4 separate regions of the Homo sapiens genome follow, and regions 1, 2 and 4 are each linked to region 3. A link is an interaction called in ENCODE POLR2A ChIA-PET data of the cell type or tissue named here. Cell type or tissue: MCF 10A. All regions are shown on one strand. Links, peaks and the distances in the headings refer to the core of each region. The heading gives the core; the rest is flanking DNA. Region 1 overlaps STPG1 (sperm tail PG-rich repeat containing 1). Region 2 holds the start of LINC02800 (long intergenic non-protein coding RNA 2800). Region 3 overlaps GRHL3-AS1 (GRHL3 antisense RNA 1). Region 4 holds the start of STPG1 (sperm tail PG-rich repeat containing 1).

Evidence for each region. Peaks named below come from ENCODE experiments on the same cell type or tissue, not always from the same donor. Only the 100,000 strongest peaks of a DNase experiment are listed, where the experiment ranks them.
Region 1: POLR2A ChIA-PET joins it to region 3 with 11 read pairs; 6 of 35 experiments call an interaction of 5 or more read pairs at or near these places.
Region 2: POLR2A ChIA-PET joins it to region 3 with 13 read pairs; 6 of 35 experiments call an interaction of 5 or more read pairs at or near these places.
Region 4: POLR2A ChIA-PET joins it to region 3 with 19 read pairs; 2 of 35 experiments call an interaction of 5 or more read pairs at or near these places.

What each region holds. Positions count from the first base shown.
Region 1 is chr1:24,382,291-24,387,062 of GRCh38, forward strand. STPG1 (sperm tail PG-rich repeat containing 1) reads right to left here. Exons shown (of 9, transcript NM_001199013.2): 4 at 1,612-1,713. Among named protein-coding and RNA genes, the nearest start is that of STPG1, 29 kb to the right of the region's middle. RefSeq lists an enhancer at 2,230-2,279. In MCF 10A, for the core only: a CTCF peak has its summit at 3,090 (motif pointing right); DNase peaks (open chromatin) are centred at 2,111 and 3,061.
Region 2 is chr1:24,199,267-24,204,038 of GRCh38, forward strand. LINC02800 (long intergenic non-protein coding RNA 2800) reads left to right here and starts at 974. Exons shown (of 3, transcript NR_027087.2): 1 at 974-1,125; 2 at 3,198-3,333. RefSeq lists an enhancer at 296-405. In MCF 10A, for the core only: a CTCF peak has its summit at 2,774 (motif pointing right); DNase peaks (open chromatin) are centred at 2,905 and 4,405.
Region 3 is chr1:24,314,716-24,319,487 of GRCh38, forward strand. The region is part of intron 1 of GRHL3-AS1 (GRHL3 antisense RNA 1); the gene reads right to left. It overlaps GRHL3 (grainyhead like transcription factor 3), which reads left to right and starts at 4,642. Exons shown (of 16, transcript NM_198173.3): 1 at 4,642-4,772. In MCF 10A, for the core only: no CTCF peak of the experiment used is centred there; DNase peaks (open chromatin) are centred at 2,556, 3,436 and 3,736.
Region 4 is chr1:24,413,319-24,417,318 of GRCh38, forward strand. It overlaps STPG1 (sperm tail PG-rich repeat containing 1), which reads right to left and starts at 464. Exons shown (of 9, transcript NM_001199013.2): 1 at 356-464. It overlaps NIPAL3 (NIPA like domain containing 3), which reads left to right and starts at 2,484. Exons shown (of 12, transcript NM_020448.5): 1 at 2,484-2,586. RefSeq lists an enhancer at 1-79. In MCF 10A, for the core only: a CTCF peak has its summit at 2,264 (motif pointing right); DNase peaks (open chromatin) are centred at 493, 2,383 and 3,833.

The DNA.
Region 1 (4,772 bases), core at 300-4,299, 67 kb after region 3:
CTCGGAGAGAAAACCTAGGTGTTGCAGGAAGTATTGTTTGTGACTCAGGTGGTAACAATCATAATATTTAGCATGTTTATAATGCTTTGCTGTTTCAAAGAGCATTTCACTCATTGCAACGTTAATTTGCCCAGTGCCTCCAGGGAGTCTCCACTTTCATGAGGCAACTGGGACACAGAAGGGTGACGTGCTTGAGGTCACGTCAAGAATCCACAGCTGAGGCAGGATCAGGTCTGAAGTCTTGTCTTCTACACCAGGACTTCATGAGACGGCACTTCTTTTGAGCTTCTTTCCTAGCAGAGCTGGTGGCAGAAAAATAGGTAGAGGCATGGCTGTTCTGTGGACCTACTGAGGCCATGTACAAACTCAGCTTCTTCGGTAATGGGGAGTTAACTCCAAAGCTGGTCTGTTCCTTGAGTATCCGATTCTGCCAAATTCGAATTCCAATAAGATGTAGCTACATTTAGTGTGTCTTAAATGGTCCCTTTGTGTGGTTAAAAAAAAAAATCAATTCCAATGTCAGGCATCATAATACATCTGTGCAAGAAATTATTATAACTTTTAAAGGGACAAGATGGCATATGTTTGTTAATTTAATGTTAGAGTCTGGGCTTGCTTTCTTTTCACTTTTTTTTTTTTTGGACAGAGTCTGCCTCTGTCACCCAGGCTGGAGTGTGATGGTGAAATCATAGTTCACTGCAGCCTCAACCTCCTGGGCTCAAGTGATCCTCCCACCTCAGCCTCCCGAGTAGCTGGGACTATCGACACACATCACCACTCCTGGCTAATTTTTAAATTATTTTGTAGAGATGGGGTCTCACTATGTTGCCCGAGCTGGTCTTGAACTCCTGGGCTTAAGTGATCTTCCCGCATTGGCCTTCCGAAATGCTGGCATTATAGGCATGAGCCACCGTGCCTGTCCACTTTTCACTTTTCTTCCTCAGGTAGCCTTACCCTAGTTTGTATCTTTCCCCTTGCTGTATCTGTTTTTCTTGACCATTTATCTATTTTGCTGTATCTATTTTTCTTGACAATGTATAAACATTTTTAAGAAGCCTATCTTTGCCCAACTCTGGTCAGGGTCATTGGCAATTCATATAGCTACTTGATTGTTACAGCCCTCAACAAAAATTAAGTCCCATATCTTACGAAGAGAAGGAAAGGGGTGGGGCCAGTACTTTTCAGGCCCACTGCCGGCTTTCTTTTTAGTCCTATCAGATTTCTCAATAGTTTGACAACCAATTAGATTAAGCATTGTAAAAATCATATTACACCAAGATGTGTAAGAGTAACTATTTCCTGGCATGCCTAAACATCTCAGGAAAATACTTGCTTAGTGCACTCAGTGATAACAAAATTGGTTTGGAAGGATCAAGTTCTCAAGATTCCTCTGGCTTCTCTTCCCACCCTGGCAGTGGGTAGAGATGGGAAAAAGTTACTTAGAGACACAGGGTCCAATTTACTTGCATGAAATTTGAGGAGGCAGTTACTCTCCTAATTAGAACCATAGGCCTTTGGAGAGAAAGGACCAGATGTCCAATATATAATTATGCAATGAATGAAGGAAATTACTGACCAGTTAATGCTTTACTCAAGAGAAGTGGTTCTCACCATTGAGGGAAACATGCAAGTTCCTTTCTTGGACAATGAGACACTGTTGGACACCGGTGACTGGTGAATAACATTGTAGAACCCAGGTCCTGGGATATCATTCTGAAAGGGAAGAGAAGGTGGTGTCATCGAGATACTTCAATTCCATTGTGCTTTTCCACAGGCTTTACATCCATTAACACTAAGCCTTACTGTAATCCCACAGCACAGGCGCTACCACCACTTGGTGGGTGACAGCCTAGCTCCACCATTTCCTGACTTGCCCGATCTTCGTCTCAGTTACCAAGTGGTGGGGCTGGAATTCCAAGCCAGGCTAGACTCCCAAAGCCCTTGCTCTTTCCACTATGCCCTGCCGCATTCCAAAAGAACACAGTTGTTTTTTCAAGTCATTAGAGAAATGGGCCTAAAGTGGGACACTGAATGCGGCTGATGTGCAAGTCAGTGTGCAGTGATTGGGTAAGCCAGACCCACGGCAAGGGAAGGGTGAGCGATTTCATGTTCACCCCACCCCACCTGACTCAGCTTCCTCCTCAGCCTTTCAGAAGAGAAACCAGGGAGTGTTTCTGTTTATAAAGCAAAATGAAACAAAAACAACCTTCAACCCAAACCAGGCCATTTCTAACTCTCAGACAAAAAGAGGCAAGCTCTTGAGGCTCAAGTGCTGAATGATGCAGGCATGTGAGAGAGGAATAAGTGAGAGGTCACTTCCAAGTTCATTTCTGCTGCGGGAGCTCATCGGGCTTTCATTGCATTTCCCATGCTAGTTACCAGGGGGAAGTAAATGTTGACAGAAGTTGGCTGAGTGGTGTGAAATGCTAAGGATGCTCCACTGTGGCAAGAGGTTCCTGGGTACCTGCTTGGTGTCAGAAGCTTTTCAAAGTTGGTCTCATTTTCACCATCAGCCAGTGATGAAGGGATTACTGTCCCCCGTTGATAAATGGAGACACTAAGGCACGTGGAGATGAATTTGCCCAAGGTCCCGCTGCTGTAAGTGGCAGTACCTGACTTCAGTGCCAAGCGCACGGTGTGTGCTGTCTTGTTTACTCCTCACAACAAGCCTTTTACAGTGAGGTATGATCAGGGCTACTTTAAGGAAAGTGAGGCCCAGAGACACAGCTAGTAAGTGGCAAACCCCAGAGCTGAACCGAGACAGCCCGACTCCAGAGCTTGCTGTCTCCAATCTCTGCCACTCAGGCCTGTCCTGTCTCCACCATCCCTACTGCCTTCCTTAGGGTAGAAAGCCCAAGGTACCATCAGTGCCTTCCAGGACTTTCCAGTCTGGCTGGGCAGTGTGTAATTATGGTTTCATATAAGGGATAGGGTCAAAGTGCTGTTAACGGGTTCTTCTGTGCTGACTTTTAAATGCAGTGAGTCCTTTCACCCTTGCCCCATGGGAGGTGACGACAGGGGTGCTGATTCCTGCTTTAGGTGAGAATGATCCCCGGTGGACGGAAGAGGAACTGACTGCCATGGAGAGTGAGGCAGGCAGCAGGAGGCACTGTGGAGCCAGGTACTCCAGCACCCCAGGCCGAGAGCCCAGGAGAACCCTCGTGTTGTGGATGCAGATGCGAAGGGCTATGGGGAGACAAGGAAGAGATTTTTCTAGGCAACTGTTTTCAGGGCAAGCATCAATTTCTCGAGTGCTCATTTTGTGCCATGCACTGTTCTGAGGACTTTACATGTACTATTAGCTCACTTAATCTCCATTTTAAAGAAGTTGGGGCCAAAAGAGATAAGGCCCACATAACTAGTAAATGTCAGAGCCAGAACCGAGGCATTCTGACCACAGAGTCTGCTCTTAACCACGAAACCAAACTAATTCTCAAATGAGATTACATAGGATTAAAAAAATCCCCACCGGGTTATGAATCAGAAATTGTAGTCTCAGTGCTGCCACACGCTAAGTGATCTTGAGCAAGTCACCTCTCTGGGCTTCCTTATTTGTAAGTCCAAGGTGTTGGGCCTTGGGTGCTTTTGAGCTTCCAGAGTCCCTGAATCTAGGAAAGCTGACACAGGAAGTGTCACTGTGACTCTTCTAGGTTTAAATAGTAGATAGTGAAGACACACACCTCTAGCTCCCGGTTATCACCACACTCTGAACCTGACCATCAGTTTGCAAGAATTTTCTGAGCACTCATATGTGTCTGAGGAGCTAGGGGTTCCAGACAAAATGCAAGACCTAAATGCCGGCTCCATCCTACCTGCCCAGTTAAATTAGAATTTCAGATAAACTGCAGATGATGATTTTAGTATATCCCATGCAATATTTGGGACATACTTGTACTAACAGAGTTGCCATTTATCTGAAATTCTAATTTAACTGGACATCTCGTGTTTTCATTTGCTGAAGCTCACAACTTTCCTGGGCTTTAACACACTTTAATTCTGCCACTTTGCATACTGGCTTGAGTCCAAGGCAAATGGCAAGAAGGCTGTTACCACTTAGCCTGGAGGAATGGAGTGCTGCCTGTTTGTTCTTAGTGAGCAAAAAGAGAGTCCTCCAGGCAGCGGCAGCTGGAGCTGGCCAGCGGCAGCTTGTGAGGACAACTGTTAAAAATTCCAAAATGTTGCTGCTGGTGGCTTGAAGTTGGCCACGGTGGCAGTATTTATGTCACAAAAACGGGCAGATGCTACATCTCAGCACTTTTCTTCGAGGAGGGTAAATGGTGGTTGACCAGCACACCACCGCCTTCGTGCAACGCCCAAGTAGGTCTCTGGGAGGGAAATGTCAAGCGTTCTCCTGTGACTTCTAGAGGTGGGCGGATGCCACCCTCAGAGAGGCCTTTCGCCTGTGCAAAAACAGTTCCTGCGACTGACATTCTGTGACTTGGATGAATTTAGCCTCTCAGAGCAAATCCCAGAGAACGAGAATCCAAGTTGTGACTGGTGTGAACTTAGCCACTCCTTGGTTTCTTGGCAAAAACCAAATAAACAAACAAAACAAAAACATGTATGGGGAGGGAGAAGGGAAGAGAACTCGCATTTACTAGTGCTCTAGGGAAGCCCTACCCACTGTCTCCTTTGCTGCCTCTAAGTGTGAGGATTGAAGGGGTCAATACACATAAAGTGGGTGGAACAGCGCCGATGCGGCCCGCCATCATCATCATCACCATCACCATCACCACGCACGATGTTGCCTGCTACTGCCTCCATGGAGCCAG
Region 2 (4,772 bases), core at 459-4,458, 120 kb before region 3:
AAGGAGCAGTGTGGCCCTCATCAACCTGGACGCACACGCTGGTCTCTAAGGCATGGAACAGTTGTGCTGGGAGGGAGCTCCTCTGAGAGGGTGGTCAGAAGAGCCCCCAGGCATCACCTCCACCATGAAAGCTCACCCCTCTCCCCTAAAGCTTAGATAACCAGCTGCATTTCCTAAGAGTGAGCACCAGGGGGCACCACATACCAAAGGAAAGTGGTCCAGACTGCGAGACCGCGGATTAGACCAAAGAGATAACGTTTTTTTTTTCTTAGACTGGGGCCCTCCAAGGCAGAGAGAAGACCAACTCTCCTGGCTTCCTTGACATTCTCCTTACCTGACGTTCTGCAGCCTCTTGGGAGACTCTCGGATGTACCCATAGGAGGCTGTGGGAGACAGAGGGTCATGTCCAGAAGGGAAATGGCAGTGTATGGCGTCACAGTAAGAGCTGGGGCAACTCCCCCGCTGTGTCTTTGATGTCTTTGCATCACCTTTCCAAGCCTCAGTTTTTCTCATGTGTCAAATGGGAGTGACAATTTCCTGCCTCGCTTTACTCTGTGTGTGTGTGTGTGTGTGTGCGCGCGTGTGTGTGTGTGTAACTTATGCCAAAGTGCTTTGAAAAACCGAGAAGTGGGAGGGGGGAGGGATAGCATTAGGAGATATACCTAATGTTAAATGACGAGTTAATGGGTGCAGCACACCAACATGGCACATGTATACATATGTAACTAACCTGCACGTTGTGCACATGTACCCTAAAACTTGAAGTATAATTAAAAAAAAAAAAAGAAAGAAAAACCGAGAAGGCCTAAGGATGTCTGCTGAGTTGAGACTAAGGTGTAGTGGGTGATATGTTTGGCTGTGTCGCCACCCAAATCTCATCTTGAATTGTAGCTCCCATAATTCCCACGTGTTGTGGGAGGGACCTGGTGGGAGACAGTTGAATCATGGGAGCAGTTTCCCCCATACGGTTCCCATGGTAGTGAATAAGTCTTATAAGATCTGATGATTTTATAAGGGGTTTCCCCTTTTGCTTAGCTCTCATTCATTCCCTCTTGTCTGCTGCTACGTAAGACGTGCCTTTTGCCTTCTGCCATGATTGTGAGGCCTCCCCAGCCACTTGGAACTGTGAGTCTACTAAACCTCTTTTTCTTTGTAAATTACCCAGTCTCTGGTCTTTATTAGCAGCATGAAAACAGACTAATACAGGGGGTAAGGACACGTGGAGCAAGATTGGTTACTACATTAGTCCAGGGAAGACAATGGTGGTGGCAGCTGTGAAGGTGGTGAGACGTGGCTGGATTCTGGATATATTTCAAGGGGAGAACCAGTGAGATGTATTGAAAGATTTGATGTCAGGGGTGAGAGAAAAAGGAGGTCAAGGGTGATACTAAGGCTTTTTGTCTTGAGCCAACAAAGACTAGCGGTGCCTTTTACTTAGTGGGGAAGATGGTGGAGGGATGGTTTGGAGGTGCAAATCAAGAGTTCCATATTTAGACATGCTACATTTGAGATGCCTTTTAGGTCACCGAGTGATTGAGTAAAGACAGAGGTCAGAAAACTGAGCCTTAGGCTGGGCTCGGTGGCTCACGCCTGTAATCCTAACACTTTAGGAGACTGAGGTGGGAGGATCACCCAGGAGTTTGAGACCAGCCTGGGCAACATAGGGAGACCCCATCTCTACAAAAAACAAAACAAGTTAGTGAGGTGTGGAGGCACACATCTGTGGTCCCAGCTACTTGGGAGGTTGAGGTAGGAGGATCACTTGTGCCTGGGAGGTTGAGGCTGCAGTGAGCTGTGATCACACTACTGCAGTCCACCCTGGGCAACAGGGCAAGACCCAGTCTCAAAAAAAAGATTTAGCCTTGATTCCTTTTCTCAGGGTCCTATAAGGATCACAGTATACAATAGATTGGACTAGATCAGAGATGAAAACATAACTCACACGCATGCGGCCACATCCCTTCCAGTGCCGCTGGCAGATATCACAAATTCATCACAGCACTCAGGAATCCTCTCAACCCAGAGCTCTAGGCAGCCTCTACCAACCAAGTGGAGATGATACAAAAACGAAAACTCTCCATCATCCTGAACTGGTTGAGATACCCAAGAATGCGGTTAAAACCATGGGCTTGGGCCGGGCGCCGTGGCTCACGCCTGTAATCCCAGCATTTTGGGAGGCTGAGGCAGGCAGATCACAAGGTCAGAAGATTAAGACCATCCTGGCTAACATGGTGAAACCCTGTCTCTACTAAAAATACAAAAAATTAGCCGGGCGTGGTGGCGGGTGCCTGTAGTCCCAGCTACTTGGGAGGCTGAGGCAGGAGAATGGCGTGAACCCTGGAGGTGGAGCTTGCAGTGAGCCGAGATCGCGCCACTGCACTCCAGCCTGGGCGACAGAGTGAGACTCCGTCTCAAAAAACAACAACAACAACAAAAAACCATGGGCTTTTGGGCTAGAGAGGCCTGGGCTGCACAGCTAATCTTGCTACCAGCTAACTTGAAACCTCAGAAAAAAACTGTTTCTCAGTTTCTTCATCTGAAAAATTGGATTAGTAATAGTTCCTATTTCATAGGGCTGTTGTGAACATTGAGATCATCCAATAAAATTATTTAGCACAGTGCCTGGGACACAGTCAACCATCAATAAAAGTGGCAGCAGCAGCAGTAATAGTTGTTGGATGGTGTTACTCCAGCTTGAACATTCCAGATACATCCGTCTTACATTCTGTTTCTGACATTGGACAAATAGTGTAATGTTGGGGCTGTCCAGCAGGAGGCACTGCTGACATGTACTTCTCTATTGCCCACAGAGGTCCAGGAAGTGGGAGGCAGTTTTCCCTGGAGCAGTGTTCTCTGATGATTGCCCTGGCAGAGGCCTAGACTTTTCTTCCTGGTACAATAAACCAAGCTCTTGGCTCCTCCCAGACAGCAGTGTCTCAGCTTTCTTCCTGGGACTGGTCCTCTCTTCTCAGATCCAGTTCCTGGCCTCCTCCTGCTTATAGCCTCCAGCCAAGCTGCTGAATCTGGCAACCCAGGCCCTGGCCAACCTTTCCTTCTTGTCCAGGCCCCTAGCGGCCGCCAACTTCCCCAAAGCCAGCAGGCACGTGCAGGACATGCCAGCTTGGAATAGGTTTCCTGCGCCCTCTCTCTTCCCCCTCAACTCTGTAAAATCCCTTTTTTTGATTCCTCCTCTTCAGAGATGGAGCCGGGCAGGACTAACCCTGCTGTGCAGATGGAATAAAAGGCAGGGACCTGTTCCACGATGCTCCCAAGCTCAGATCACAGCGAGCTAAAGGGAACCTGGGAGGTGGGTCTCCTAAGCCTCAGGCACAGGTGAGTCACTCGCCACTCAGACCACACTCATCTTTCAGACTCAGGTGTTCACTGGGGGCTCAGTGGGCATCTTCTGTCTTTCGGCCCTGTGCTGGGCACAGGGCTTGACTAAGATGGAGGGAGACCGTGCTGAGCCTCGGGAGGCTGAGACACGGGCTGGGCCTCGAGACGGGGAGATGGGGGCTGAGCCTCAGGAGGCTGAGATGGGGCTCGGCTGGGGGATGGCTGCTGTGGATCATAACAGATAGACAGTTCTACCTACCCTGTGATAGGGGATGGGCAGCCAGGGTGCTGTCAGAGGACAGATTTCTGGATGCTTGTGGAGACCCATGAAACCACAGGCTCCCTAAAGCACGTGTCTTTTTAAAAGGGTCCATCTTGGATCCATCTTTCCCCACACTCACCGTTGAACATGATTCTCCAGCCCTCTATAGCCTCAATATCCCTCTCTTGGCCAAATAGAATCTCTTTCCTGATTCCCCCATCCCCCGCCAGGGCATACATCCCCACCTCCCACACACCCCTGCTGCCCACACATCCCTGCTGCCCACACACCCCTGCTGCCCACACACCCCTGCTGCCCACACACCCCTGCTGCTTAGCATCAGGTGAACTTCTGGGAAGGCCCTGGAAAGGGCCCAGCAGGTGGGGGAGCAGCCTCTGAACCACCTCCCTTTCTTCCCCGTGCCCTCCTGCCTCAGCCACCATCTCCTTCCATGTACCCCTCCCTTCATTCTTCCTCTTGGCGTGGCATCCACAGCCTACAGAATATCTGTCCCTAGCCCTTATCACTGTCCACTCCCAGCCTGGGTTTTGCATAAGGAAGATGCCAGGACTTATTGCTTGATAAACTCCAGCGTGCCTTTGCCTCCCTCCCTCCCTCCTTCCCTCCCTCCTGCCTACGAAATCTGCAATCTTTGGCATGTGTTTGTTACACGGAATGCCACCAGTGGGTCATCAGCTGTCACTGTGAACAAACAAGAAAAAGAAAATGCAAAGCAGGCCGCTGCTTGGTGTGCCGGTGCCCCAAACCACAATGGCACACCTGGTGGTTTTCGGTGGAAGGCGGCCTGGGTTCAGCCCACGTGTTGGCCTGGGGACATCGCATGAGTCAGCTGAGGTGGATAGTCGTTCTTATTTATGGTGATTAAAAATACCTCTGTTTTTCCTTTACATAAAAACAATACACATTAGCTGTAGAATAATTAGAACTAGAAACTTTGGCTGCAACAAACAAAAACCAAAGACGTACCTGTAACGCGCCCCCCCGCCGCCCCGACCCCCACCCACTCACGCACCTAGAAATGATCACTGTGAGCTGCTTGGGAGGTGCTCGCAGACCACATGCCTTTTTTTTTTTTTTTCACTTATACAAAATGAGCTCATACTGTACATATTGTTTTATAACCTGCCTTTTTTGTTGAACAATATATTGTGAG
Region 3 (4,772 bases), core at 426-4,425:
CACTAGAACAGTGCCTGACACATACTATGGACACTGTTATCTAATCCTCATAGCAATCATTTCACTGAGGACAAACTGAGGCAGAAGGAAGTGAAGTTGCTTGTCCAAGGCCTCAGGCAGTCACCCTCAAAGCTGACGTTCTTTAGTAACTTGGCCAACCATGTGACCCCATTTTACAGGTAGGAATGGGATAGAGCATCTACAGCTAGCATTATGGCGTTAAGTGCTCAATAAATGATAGTAATTTTAATTGCAAAATCAAAATGAGATCAGATAGCTGAGCTCGCTGCTGAGAGCCTGCAAGCCAGACAGCCCCCCTGCAAGCCAGACAGCCCCCCCGTCTCCATTCCTGTGCCTCCCAGGGGATCACTGGGCAAGGACTCAGTCTTCACTCTCTTCATCCCTGCCCTTGTCCCAGGAAGGATAGGGACACAATGGCCATTTGTCAATGGGAAATTATTTTGGTTTAATGACATTTAAACTGGGGCTTTGTATAGAATTTCTAATTACAAAAGCAGTGCAAGTTCAATGTAGCCCGTTTGGGGGAAGACGGAGAAAAGATTGAAATCCTGGTATTTCAGTGCCCACAGAGAAGCACTGTTGACATGTGGGTATATATTCTTTCAATATTTGAATATAGGTCAACAGATTTGCATTAAGAGTTCTGGATAATTAGAAAGCATTCAAGTGTTAGAAAAGGACGGCTGTCAGCAAGGTCCTCATGTTCAGCAGCGCATGTCCCGTCTGGTAAATGGTGCCGTCATTGTTCAGTACACAACTTTCACAGACACACAGAGGAGCCCTGGCTCTCAGTGCTCACTTACAGTGGCCCTAACTTTTACTCCTCCCCAACATGCCAAGGAGAAGTGTCATACTCTTTGGGAACAGTGGCTTCTGCACAGGCATGATCGTGGAAAGGAGGGGAGGGATGAAGGACTGTGCAGTCCTCCAAGAGGGCAGATCAGAACGTCTGGAGAAAGAACATCAGTAATCTAGAAAAGCAAATCAAGATGATTTTAATAGGGAACTCCCCCCTTATAGTGATTCACTAATCTGTTCTTATAGAGGGAAATTGAGACTCTGAGAGGAGAGAATTTACTCAGTCACACAATAAGTAGCCAGAGGTCAGGCAGAACTTGAGCGCAGGGCACTCCCTAACTTAGTCCAGTCCTGCAAGAATGGAATCAGAAAGATGTGGGTTCAAATCTCAATTCTTTAACTTATTAGCTTTTGTTTTGTTGTTGTTGTTGTTGACATTATCTGTTTGCACAGGCTGAGTGCAGTGGCGCGATCTTGGTTCACTGCAACCTCCGCCTCCCAGGTTCAAGCAATCCTCCTGCCTCAGCCTCCCAAGTAGTTGGGATTACAGGTGTATGCCACCATGCCCAGCTAATTTTTGTTTTTTTAGTAGAGACGGGGTTTCACCGTGTTGGCCAGGCTGGTCTCGAACTCCTGATCTCAAGTGATCTGCCTGCCTTGGCCTCCCAAAGTGCTGGTATTATTGGCATGAGCCACCGCACCCAGCTAACTTTTGACTTCCAACAAATCATTTAACCTCCGAGTCTGTTTCTTCACTTGTGAAATAAGGTTAATATCTTCCTCATTAGATTTAAATGAGAATTAAGGGGGGAAAAAAAGGCTTTTCTAACAAGTATTGAGTGCTAGATGCCAGGTACAGATAATGCACTTCACACGCATTATCTTTTAATCCTCACAATAACCCCATAAGGGAGGAATACAATTTTTATATACACTTTACAGGTGAGGAAACTGAGGCTCAAAGAGCTGTAGCCACTTGCCCGACATCATGTAGCTAGTTGGGCTGAGATTTGAAAGGAGGCCTGTGAGTCTCAGAACAATACTATCCTAACACATAGGTAAGTCTTAGCACAGTGCTTGCAAAATACAAACGCTAACTAAACAGCAGCCCTCATTATTTACTGTCATTATTGTGGATATAATTATTATGTTACAAGTAATTGGCTGGTCTCTGTTTATGTTTTTTTAAACTTTGTTTTTTTTTTTTTTTTTTGGAATAGCTGTTCTGTTTTAAATCTCCTCTGCAGAGGAACCAAGAGCTGTGCTGATCCATGAAGGGGAAGTAGGTGCCAGCCTTGCTCAGCCCCACAGGAGCAGGAAGGGGGCAGCAGCAAAGCACGGGGAGTGTCTCTTTAAAGGCCTGGCATCTCTGGGTTGTTGGGATGAAGGCCTAGAAAGCACTTGTACCTCCTGCCTGGGAGGTATAATTCCTACTGAGGGGCCTGGTGACCTTGCAAACTGGCTCATGGCGTTCCTGCCTACCTAGCCCAGACCACCGGTCCTTCTATCCCATCCGGGACACTTCTGTAGCCTTCCTGTGTGTGGAGACGTAGAAACCCTCTGCCCTGTGATTTGGGTCTCTGCTGATCTCTGAAGATGGGTGCGGGTGATGAAAGAGGCAAAACCTAGAGGCAGAGGGAGAGGACCCATTTTTAAAACCCCAGCGAGCACAGACACGCCACCTGGAATCCCAGCCTCCCCTGAGCCCAGTCAGCATGAGTCACCCCACAGCCCTTCACCTGTGGGTTGCAACACGGTTGACAGAAACTCCACAGCCTTCCATGAGGTGGGCAGACAGGTACATACAGAGGAGTGTGCCATCCTTTGGACTGCAATAAGCTTTGCAGTTACAGTTGGCACCAAATAGCCCTTCAGCCACCAATAAGCTCTGTGAAGTGGTTGGGCACCCAGGCTCTGCTCTCGGATTAAATCCCAGCTCTAGCTCTACCACTGCCTAGCTCTGCAGCTTGAGTAGTTTACTTCAGTATTCTGTACCTCAGTTTCCTCATCTATAAAATGGGGGTATCAAAAATGTCTATCTCCCAGGGTTGCTGTAAGGATTAGGCGACACAATGTATGCAAAGGCGCACAATGCCCGGTGCCTGTGGTATATGAAGCACCTACTAGGTGCCAGACACTGGAGATTCCACAGTGAGCGACACAAAGTCTTTGCTCTTATGGAATTTACATTCCAGAGGAAGGGGAGAAAGACAATAAACGATTAGAAAAATATCATAGGTCATATTACATTGTATCATAAGTCATAAGGGCTCTGCAGAGAACAAAAAGTAGTGTGATCCAGAGTGATTGAATGTCTACTTTATTAACAAGGGTGACTGAAGAGGGCTGCTCTGAGGAGGTGGCTTTATTAGCAATTATTTACTATTATTTATTAGGGTCCCCTGGGCTTCCCCCAACACAGCCTCCAGGGAGAAACCAATCTCTGAGAGTTCTCAAACCCAGTACCCCCTCTCCAGAGCCCTGACCCCACCCCAAGAGGGCTCCTTTGAATTCTGACTTTACCCTGAAAAACCTCCATAAATTGGCAGGGGTAGCTGAAACCTCACTTGCCGTTCCCAGAGAAGAGAGAGAGGAGTGGGCCAAGTTGAGGTTTCCAGGAAGACACAGCAAAGAGATAATTTGCCAAAAGGGGAAGGGTGGGGGAGGGGAGAATAGAAAGAGAGAGAGGGAAAAAAAGATGCCAAGATCTCTGGCTTAGATTTAATTTCAAACTAATCCTGGAAGAAGCTCTTTAAAAAGCTCTTACATTCTCCTGTTTGTGTTTGTGGATATTCTGGGGTTTACCAAGCTTGTTCTTTATAGTAGACAGCTCACAGCAATTACTCCACAATTACTTCATCTGACAGGCATTGAATTTCTCCCAAGTTCCCAATACAGAACGAAGCACTTGGAGCCTGTGAAATGACCAGCTGGCTGAGGCTTCAGAGGAGCCTTCAACTTTTCTATCCCTTCTGTGCTGACCAGAGGTATGTGGCTTGCCCACACCCCCTTCACACCCAATAAAAGCCTGTTCTCCTTTACTCCCCCACCCCCTGCCACCAACACACACCCCCCAGATTGTAAACTCCTTTAGAACAGTAACCCCTGTTTTTTCTGGCCTCAGTTTCTCCAGAACCCAGAGTAGGGTCTGGCACACAACGGGTGCTCAATGAATGTCTACTGAATTGAGGCCACTGACTTCAGCCCAAGGGGCAGCCAGACTTGGAGTGAGATGACTGCAGATTGGATCTGGGCTGGGACCTCGCTAGCTGTGCCCTTGGGCAAGGCACTTTGCCTCTCTGGCCTCCATTTCCTCCCTCATCTGTAAAATATGTGTTGAAGAGGAAGGGGGAAGCGATAATAAATCTACCACGGTAGGTTACTTTAAGAACCAAAAGAAGTCACTTGAGTAACTGCAAAAGATTATTCAAAAATATTACCTTAAAGGGGAAACTGAAAAAAAGGGAACTTATACAAAGATCTACCTGGGAAAAGTTGCTCTCTCCTTTGAGAATTCCCCAGTGGTACAGAAGGAGGGGGCAAAGAAATTTGGGGGTGGGGATGTTTCTGGGTATCTGGGACAATGACTAGAAACAGGAATCAAGTTTTCCTTTAAGCCAAGTTATCTGTTTGTCCCTGTACTTTTCCTCTAGTTATCTTGCTTCTTTCCAACATTTTCTTCTCCATCCCTCCTCCCTCATCTCCACCCCCCACCCCCTCACCAAGGAAGGAATTGGCCAGCTCCACCCAGCCAGTCCCCCATAGCTCCGCCCTCCTCGGCGGGCTAAGAGTTAACAGCTGCACCTGTTGAGGTATACCTCCAGTCGCCGGCACCTGTACCTGTAGCCAATCAGCGCCAGCGCTGCTGGGAACCTACCTGTCAGCAAAATCTCGACACCCAAACCTCAACATAAATCAAACACTTTCCCGGGCAGAGAATGTCTGTGTCAGGC
Region 4 (4,000 bases), core at 1-4,000, 98 kb after region 3:
GGTCTTTGGCGTCCACCCACTGCCAGGCACTGAAGCCTCCCAACTTTTGCGCACTCGCGGAGCCTGAGCCAGAAGGGTCGGACGCCCACGCCCCTGGCAGGAGCTCGGTGGAGCAGGCAAGCCCCAGTTGTCACCACTTTTCGGGTGGAAACACCGAGGACACGCCCCGACGCAGGGGCAACTCCCATGGTGGCTTCTTCCCGCCCTCGGGGCTCCACCTAGCTCAGCCCTGGAATTCCGCAAGCACCCGGAGGCCGGGGGGTCTCCGCGGGCGTCCCATGCGGAGGACATGGTGCGCCGTGTCCTCTTCCCCACGACCTCAGGGACCGGTCCCCCCGCCGGAACTGCTTCCTACCTGGTCCGGTCCCGGCAGCTGAATCTGGCCAGCCCAACCTCCCGGTCGCTATGGCACCCACAGGCCTAACATTCGCGAGTCCACCTTCCGCCGTCCGCGAGGTAACTCCAGCCAATGGCATCCTCTGTTTCTTTAACGTGAAAAGTTGTTGACCAATCATTAGAGGCGTTTCAAAGTCCGCAGAGAAGCCGGCCGAATTTTAGGGCTTAGGTTAATTACATCAGGGCCTGTAGCGGGGTGGGGAACTAATAAGAGGTTTATCTAGGCCATGCTTCAAAAATCTTGTGATAAACCAAAAGCCTCAGAATTTTGCTCACTCAAAAATCCTGCTTCAAGGAATATACCTAAAAGAATTAACATTCATCCAAGCCCTGTTTCTTTTTTTTTTGAGACAGAGTCTCGCTTTGTCGAGCAGGCTGTAGTGCAGTGGCGCAATCTTGGCTCACTGCAACCTCCGCCCTCCAGGTTCAAGCGATGCTCCTGCTTCAGCCTCCTGAGTAGCTGGGATTACCGGCGCTCGCCACCACGCCAGGCTATTCTTTTTGTATTTTTAGTAGAGACAGGGTTTCACCACGTTGGCCAGGCTGGTCTCGAACTCCTGACCTCAGGTGATCCACCCGCCTCGGCCTCCCAAAGTGTTGGGATTACAGGCGTGAGCCACCACGCCCGGCCCCAAGCCCTGTTTCTAACAGAAGAAAAAAAAAAAAATTGACATGGGCGACTATACAAGGGCAGCCACTTAGTATTCCAGGAGCCCCTCTTCACACGCTTCAGGGCAGGGCGGTCTCAGCGACCTTGTCACTCCCCTGCTTAAAGTCCTCCAATGGCTCGCCTTTAAATTTAGGGTGAAATCCAAGCTTTTTTTTTTTTTTTTTTTTTTTTGACAGGGTCTTGCTCTGTCGCCCAGCTGGAGTGCAGTGGCGCGATCTCGACTCGCTGCAACCTCCGCCTCCCGAGTTCAAGCGATCCTCCCGCCTCAGCCTCCTGAGTAGCTGGGACCACGGGCGCTCGCCACCACGCCCGGCTAATTTTTAAATTTTTTTGTAGAGATGGGGTCCCACTATATTGTCCAGGCTGGTCTCAAACTCCTGGGCTTAAGTGATCCTCCTGGCCTCCCAAAGTCCTGAGATTACAGGTGTGAGCCACCGCGCCGGCCCCCAAATATGTTATTTATAAACTGTCCCTGGCCCGTCCCTCAGATCGCAGGCCCAACCACGCCCCCAGAAAAATCTCTCACCAGCCCTGCTGGCCTTCGGGCAGTTTCTACAATGCACCAACTCGTTCCTCTCCCATGTTCCCAAGGAGCTTTCTCTGCCCCACGATCTGAGACTAGAACTGCCTCTTTCTCATTGTTGATGTCTAGGCCCAAATGACATTTCTTCATACGTAAAACGGGCTTCAAGTCTCACTCATGGCTGTGACGATCTGAAAGCAAATGCGTGTATATGACAACGTGTGAGCGATGAGAAGCTTGTCATCTGTAAAACTCCATGCGCATGTTAATTATCATGGCCGTGATAATTATGTACATTATAGAAACATTAACCAAGCGCTGGGCTCGTTTCAGGACCTTCAGTATTGCTGGGAGGCTTGGTATCCGACAGGTGTTCCAGGAGGGCAGGAAAGGAGAGATATGTTTGGTCCCAAGTCTCGCGAGGGCTCTGGGGAGCGCTGGGTCTTCAAGGACGTTTTGGATTTGAATACTTGGTGAGAGCGTCGGGTAGGGGAACAGCAGGAGCAAAGCCCGGAAGGTGGCTATGAGGATAAGAAGGGAGGACACCTGGCAGGCTGCTAAAACCAGGCCCACCTGCCGGGCAGGTGGAGGCGAGCAACCACCTAAGCTCTCTGGGACAGCGGGAGAGGGGGCAGGGGAGTCGCCGCACCATTCTTCCTGTGGCCGCTAGGGGGTCCCCGCTCCAGGTGAGCGCCAAGCTCTAGCCCCAGGTCGCTCCCTTATGCTTCAAGCAAGCTTTGCAGCGCAGCCAATTGCCAGGGGCTGTCCCGCCTACTCCCCGTCCTCGCAGCCACTTGCCTGCGCGAAATGCCTGCCAACTTCTGACTGGCAGGCAGTCTGGCAAATCAAATCGCGACCTTTGAAAGCAAAACACTGCAGCATCTTGGCAGCTCTGAATTGGGAAGGGATGAAGGAGGCTGTGCCTCCGGGTTGCACGAAGAGTCCGAGTCATTTCTCAGAAGGTTTTGATAGGTGGGCCTTAGAGGAGACGCCGCCGGTGAGTAGTGATTAACACCGGGAGGAAGGGGAATTGAATTTAACCTTCGTTTTTTTCTGGAAAAAGCGAAGTCACCTAACGTCCCCTAGTGTACATACCCTTCCTTCTTACTGTCACCAGCCTCGCCAACCTGGGTCCCGTTGCCTTGGAATGTTCTTTCCAGTTTTGCATCGAGGCCAAGAGGAGCGGGGGCATGGGCTACCTTACTAAAGGTGATGCCAGGCTCTACCAAACCAGGAAGTGACATGGAGTTAACTTTGCCAGAATTTCTCCTCTTCGTGCCGAGCGGCTCGGGCTTCCTGGCGGCAGCAGATGGTGGAGTTAGCAGGTGGGATGAGGGGAGGCGTTCTTGGTCTAAGCCCGCTTCTGGAACAGAGGTGCTGTCTCCTCGAGTTGTAAGTTTCCAGCTCAGTGGGACGGGACGGAAGAATGTAACCTTCTCGTGAGCCAAAGCCGAGGAACGGGAAGCTTGGCAGGGAACTGGCGCTCACCTCCAGAAGCCAGATCGTCGGGTGGTGGGAAAGAGCGTGTTTTATTGATTTGTTCAGAAAGAGGCAAATTCGAATACAGACGCTATGAGCCACGGCTGTCTCATTTGTAAAACGTGCTCTGTGGGATTGGTGAAATCCGTCATCGAGATAAACGGGGTGGGAATGGAAGCAGAGCACCTAGTGAATTCTCATTCCTTCCTTGGGTCAGTGACCACGTGCTCTAATTGTGGGGTGGTTGACAACGCAGAGGTGACTGCTTGCCTCTCGGGCATATGTAGGTCCTGAAGAAATGCTTCGAAATCAGGAAAAGAGAGTCACCAGGTGAAAAGTATGTGTCTTATAAGGGAGTACAGCTTGCAAAGGGTTCCTCCAGGCTTTCAGTCCGGACTCCCACCCAGCTGAGGGAGAGCCTTCAATCTTTGCAGGCGATGCTTCAGAGGCCTGCGAGTTCCTGAGGCAGAGAGGGAAGCTGCTTTTTAAAAGAAAAATTAAACCACAGCAATGCCAACCACCACAAACAAAAGCAAAACCAGAAAAGCACTTGGGCAAACTACTCTGAAGGATGTTAGGAGGCCTGGGTTCCCACCACTCCCTTGATTGACATGTCGCTAAGGTCTGTTGGCTTTCTCTGACCTCCTGTGGGTGGGGCTGAGTATATCTGCTTGTTGAAGCTCTGGAGTTGTGGTTGATTAGGCCTTAGAAAGGCATTCTTGACTGCGAAGGGGCCACAGTGCACCCAGTGCTTAACCAGCCTGCATTTAGTCAGTCGGTTGGTATGTATACAAGTCACTGTCAGGCTCTGGGCTAGATCTCATTTAGTCAGTTGGTTGGTATGTATAGAAGTCACTGTCAGGCTCTGGGCTAGATCTCAGCTGGGAGCAACTGAACAGGGTATTCCGCAAACACCTCACTGGAGTTTGCGC